Linked DNA regions of Homo sapiens: region 2 is linked to region 1. Evidence: read pairs that join two places in POLR2A ChIA-PET (ENCODE). Cell type or tissue: K562. All regions are shown on one strand. Links, peaks and the distances in the headings refer to the core of each region. The heading gives the core; the rest is flanking DNA.

The links. Peaks named below come from ENCODE experiments on the same cell type or tissue, not always from the same donor. Only the 100,000 strongest peaks of a DNase experiment are listed, where the experiment ranks them.
Region 2: POLR2A ChIA-PET joins it to region 1 with 6 read pairs; 7 of 35 experiments call an interaction of 5 or more read pairs at or near these places.

The regions. Positions count from the first base shown.
Region 1 is chr1:16,595,561-16,598,472 of GRCh38, forward strand. The region is part of intron 2 of NBPF1 (NBPF member 1); the gene reads right to left. Among named protein-coding and RNA genes, the nearest start is that of NBPF1, 17 kb to the right of the region's middle. In K562, for the core only: no CTCF peak of the experiment used is centred there; no DNase peak of the experiment used is centred there.
Region 2 is chr1:16,912,848-16,915,759 of GRCh38, forward strand. It overlaps a transcript of CROCC not described here. Among named protein-coding and RNA genes, the nearest start is that of CROCC, 7.6 kb to the right of the region's middle. RefSeq lists a silencer at 977-1,716. In K562, for the core only: no CTCF peak of the experiment used is centred there; a DNase peak (open chromatin) is centred at 1,294; H3K4me3 peaks cover 1,260 bases.

The DNA of each region.
Region 1 (2,912 bases), core at 188-2,687:
TGGAGCCAGATCTCAGGTGGACCAGTGCTTCTCTCCCCTATACCTCATTTCTGAGAAAAGGAAATCTTCTGCAATTTGACTTCTTTCATCTAACACATTTCCTCACAACATGCAGCCAGCATCATATTTTGGCCACTTACTATTAAAGTGAGATGCTTTTTTTTTTTTTTTTTTGAGACAGGGTCTTATTCTGTCACCCAGGGTGGAGTGCACTGGTGATTATAGATCACGGCAATCTTGAACTTCTGGGCTCAAGCGATCCTCCTGCCTCAGCTTTCCAAGTAGTTGGAACTATAGGCACACATCACCATTTCTGGCTAATTTTATATTTTTCATAGAGACAAGGTCTTGCTATGTTGCTCAGGCTGGTTTTGAACTTCTGGCCTCAAGCGATCCTCCCACCTAGGCCTCCAAAAGTGCTGGGATTACAGAAGTTAGCCACTGAACCTGGCCCTGAAATGCTTTTATTTCTTTCTTTTTTTTAATGAAAATACTGGACATGGAGATGTGGAAAGACACCTTGCTTTATTACTTTTGTTGTTATTATTATTTCTACAGTAGAATTTATACATCACAAAATTCACCATTTTTAAGCATACATTTCAGTGTCTTTTACCATATTCCAAAACTTTCGCAACCATCGCCACTACCTAATTCCAGAATATTTTCATAATGCCAAAAAGCATGCCTGTACCTATGGGCAGACACTCTCCAATTCCCCCCTTCTTGCGCTCTCTGACAACCACTAATCTACCTTCTCTATATATTGATGTACTTGTTCTGGGCACTTCCTCTATATGGAATAACAAAGTGTGGTATTTTCTATCTGCTTCTTAGAATATTGTTCTCAAGTTTCATCCTTTCTAGCCTGCGTCAGTACTTCAACTTTTTATGGCCAGATAATATTCCACTATATGGTTATACCACATTTTGTTTATTCATCAACTCATGGTGGTTTAAGATGTTTCCACTTTTTAACTATTAGGAATAATGCTGCTGTGAACAGCTTTGTACAGGTTTTTGAGTGAACATCTGTTTTTCATTTTCTTGGTTATAAACCTAGGAGTGCAATTGCTGCATCATATGTCACTTTATGTTTCACTTTTTGAGGAACTCACACACTGTTTACTAACTTCAGTAGCTATATCATTTTAGATTCCCAATAGTAATATATGAGAATTCCATATTCTCCATCACTTTTGAAACATGTGTTGTCTTTATTTTTTTCTTAAGTCATACTGCTGGGTGTGAAGTGGTATCTCATTTTGGTTTAAATTTACATTTTCCTAATGACGAAAAACATTGAACATCTTTGCATGTGCTTCTTGGCCATTTGTGTGTTTCCTTTAGAGAAACCTCTACTCACAGCTTTTTTTCCCCATTGTTAAATGTGGTTGTCGTTTATTGCTCAGTTATATGAATTCCTTATACACTCTAGGTACTAGACCTGTGTCAAACATACAATTTGGAAATAGTTCTCCCATTATGTGGATTATCTTTTCACTTCCTTGACAGTGTCCTTTGAAGCATACAAGTTTTTTATTTTAATGAAGTCCATTTATCTATTTTTCGGTTGTTTGTGCCTACTTAAAAAATGTCTAATCCAAAATCACAAAGATTTGTACCTAGGTTTCCTTCAAGACATCGTCTTTTGAATGAGAACTTTCCTGGGTTTTAGAGGAGGGTGGACATTGTTTATTGATGCCTCCTGTCCATTACCGATGTTTCTCTTGATTGTTATTCATATGCTCACCACCCCTCCATGGAGCATCCATGGCCTGTGACAGAGCTCTGGGGACTGATATCCTTCCACTGACTTTGGCGCTGGTGAGAGCCCTGGTCATGTGATTCAGCTTGGCCTTAACCCGACCCAGTTGCACATATTCCTCAGGCCCTTTAGAGTTGAAGTCGAGACCTCTCTGAGAACGCTTGCCAGCCCATGCTCTTCTAAGGCTGGAGCAAACTTCCTCCATCTATTCCAGACAGAGGGGACTGCAGGGGTTGGACTCACTCAAGATATCTCTGGTGTTAGAAAGAAGACCTGTTTCAGGCTTTGGGGAAGATTGTTCAATATGAACTAGGTCCTCTCTAATTATTTTTACCGTATGTGTGACTTCTTTCTAGAAACAAGGGAAGAATATTTATGTTAGAACATTTTGTCTATTCTTTGTCAATTGTTGTTTATCTACAATTTTAACATGGATAAAGGAGAGTTCAGTGTCAATATATTCTTAACAACTAATTACGGCTCATGTCCACCGCCATGCGATCATATTTAAATCTGTCAACTATCCTGTTACTTAGGTATTATCCTGTTCCTGATGAGAAAACAAACTCAGAAAGATTGCAAAATTTCCCTAGGTCACAAAACTAGTGAGGAGAGGAGTAAGAATTAGATATCCGTTCCTTTTGGCCTTCAAAGCTAACCTTGTACCATTAGATCAAACTGATTTACATACTTTTGCTGGAATTAGTCTCAGACTTGTGGTTCTCACTTGATTTTCCCAAGGAAACAGTGTGCCACTTTAATATCATTTCAAACTTTGAAATTTAAAACTCTTTTTATTATACTTTTTTGTCTTTGTTCTATTCCGTTGCTTTTGGTTTCTTCTCAACGGATCCCTCTTATTTATATGCTAAATATTTGTTACCTATTTTCTGTCAATTTTCACCTTTTTGAGTGTTTGTTATCTGTCTGTTGTATGCTAACAGTTTTTCACTGAGGTAAAATTTGCGTAGAGTATACTGCAAAAAAACCTAAAGGCACAGCTTAATAAATTTTAATATAATTATAATTGTAAAGTAACACCCAGTTAAAGACAGAGAACATTTTCCCCCATGCCACAAAGTTCTGATGTGGTCCTTGCCAGTCAATACTCATCCCCCAAATGAAGAATATATTCTGAATGTTG
Region 2 (2,912 bases), core at 98-2,597, 320 kb after region 1:
CCTGACAAACAGCTCTCAGCCCTGGTCCAGGCCACAGTCTTGCTTGCACCGGGCCGGGTTTCAGAGCCCGAAGGGCACACTGGCAGCCTTTAGTGCAGTGTTTCAGATGTCACAGACAGGTTCCTCTTTGACGAAGATGGAACTTCCACTGCTTCCCTCCTACCACGCAGGAAACACAGAAGCAACCATCAGCCGAGGGCCTGCTGGCCGTTCTCTCTGGGTACTGTGTTTGGAAAAAGCACAAAATCATTAACTTAAACATGCTTTTTCAAACCAAACACATCCCTCTCTTAGCCCTGGAGATTCAGAGCTGCCTCTCCCTTTGAAAATGAATGATCTCGCCCGGGTGCAGTGGCTCACGCCTGTACTCCCAGTACTTTGGGAAGCTGAGGCGGGTGGATCGCGAGGTCAGCAGTTTGAGACCAGCCTGGCCAATATGGTGAAACCCCGTCTCTACTGAAAATACAAAAATTAGCCGAGCGTGGCGGCGGGCGCCTGTAGTCCAAGCTACTCAGGAGGCTGGGGCAGAGGTTGCGTTTAGCCAAGATCATGCCACTGCACTCCAGCCTGGGCAATAGAGCAAGACTCCCTCAAAAAAAAAAAAAAGCATGATTTCATCCAATGCCTTCAATAACAGAAGGAGGTCCAAGTCCAGTGAGAGGGTGGAACGAACATACTGTCACAGTGGAAAGGACACGAGACAGGCGCGCCACCGGGTTGAGTCTCGCGAACAAACTGAGGCCAGAGTGCCTTCCCCAGGGCTGCACGTCAGTCAGGAAAAAAAAAAGCATTCTCTCCGACAGGTCAAATCACCGAAGCCTCGGGATCGTCGCTGGGGGCTGTGACGGGGCTGGCATGAAACGTCCCTCTGTCTGGCTGGGCGATGGGTCAGTGCTCAGGAGTTTCAGGCCTTTAAGGCCCGGCCAGACCGCAGGGGGACTCTGCAGCCGGGTCGGGGTTTCGATCCTGCGCTGCGGCCTTGCAACTGCGAGGACTTGGGGGTCGTGCTTCGTTCGCCTGGTATCCTCGTTCGTGCGTGTAGGAGGCGCCTGGCTTGCCGGGCGGTGCCAGGCGGCAAGAGGGAGGGCGCACGGAGCGTGTCCGCCCAGGGCGGCCCCTGTAAGCGCTGCAGAAGCGCTGCTCCCGGCGCCCGGCCCCGCCCCAGCCTCCGCCCCACTACCGCGCAGCGCAGGCTCCGCCCCCAGTTTTCCCCGCCCCGTGGCGGGGACGCCCCGCCCGGTCCGGCCCGCTCGGCCTCGGCAGCAGCGGCTGCGGCGAAGGCGCGCGAAGGTAGGTGGCCGGGGGCGCGCGCGTGCGCGGGGGCGGGACGGACGCGCTCCCGGCGGAGGAGGCCGCGCGCCTGGGGGCGGGCTGGAGCCACGTACCGGGGCTGGGGGCGCTGTGTGTTCCGCGACTGCCGCGGCCCGGCACCGGAGGCCAGGAGAGCGTTCCCAACAGGCTCCGCGGATGCCCCGCCGCGTCCTGCCGCCCATCCTGCCCGGATTGTCGCGGGCCGGGGGCACGACAGGAGACTGGGGCCTGCAGGGCGCAGCCGTCCCTCCGCCGGCCGGGGTCCCCTCGCTCCGCGGGCGGCCGTGGGAGGCCCTCGCGACGGCCTCTGCCCCCCGCAGATGCCCTCTGCAGCTCCTGCGTGCGGGCCCCGCCCTGCACTGCCCTCCTCGTGTGGGATCCGGTTTCGTCTTCATTGCAGCCCTGCCGAGTCGGAAGCATCTCCATTGTGCGGATGGGGAAACTGAGGCCCAGAGCGCATAGTTGGGCTGGCCACGGAGGCAGGGCCGCCGGATGCTGTGCGGGGATGGGGCCCTGCACCCCTTGCGCCTCTCACCATGCGGCCTCAGGCCTCTGTGCCCGGCAGCGTCTCTGGAGTGGGCATTTTGAACGAGCTCCCTCCTGATTTTCACACAGACTTAAGCCTGACGACCATGCTGGGGCGGATGTCTGCCCCTCTGGTGACCAGGTCACAGCTCCCTTGGGAAGACGATTGACTGGGGAATGGGGACCCTGGGGAGGAGGACTTCAGGGTGCCATCTGTCTGTTTACGCCAGAAAACAGAGATTTCTGTTTTCTTTCGCTGGGCTCACAGCAGGTGCTTAATAAACAGATCTTGTGGCGGGAGCAGACGACAGCGAGGTTCAGGCAAGACTCCAGGAGTCAACCCCTGGATCTCGGAGGCTCCCCACCCGCGCACATTTCCCTGACTTAACCCTCCCCTCCCCAAGTCTTTCAGCCCTTTCCACCCAAGTGGCCCCTGTGGGGGTCACTGCCTGGTTTTCACCCTGATCTTCTGGGATGCGGCAGATGCTGGCTGGATATGTGTTCGCTGGTGTCCTTCCGTGATCCCCGTCTGTGGCTGACACCATCTGTGGCCCAACATGACCCCAGCCAGAGCCAAGGGGAATCATTTCTTTTTCCATTTAACATCCTATGTTATTACTTGGCTCTTAGCATTCATTAATTCATTCAGCAGCTCTTCATGGAGCTTTGGCCTTAGCCCATGCACTGTGGAAGTGACAGTGAGCTAAGCCAACCTGGCACTTTGGGAGGCTGAGGTGGGAGGACCGCTTGAGCCCAGGAGTTGGAGACTAGCCTGGGCAACATCTCATCTCTACAACAAGTAAAAAATTAGCCAGACGTGGTGGCACGCACCTGTGGTCCCAGCTACTCAGGAGGCTGAGGTGGGAGGATCCCTTAAGCCCAGGAGGTCAACGCTGCAGTGAGCCATGATTTTGCCACTGCACTCCAGCCTGGAAAACAGAGCAAGACCTTGTCTCAAAGAAAAAAAAAAAAAAGGAGGAGACAGACAACATACATGTTGGAGAAAATGGAACAGCCACTGGAGGGACCTCTTTAGCTGAGAGTCGGGGTAGCTCCCTCAGAAAGTGATATTTTTG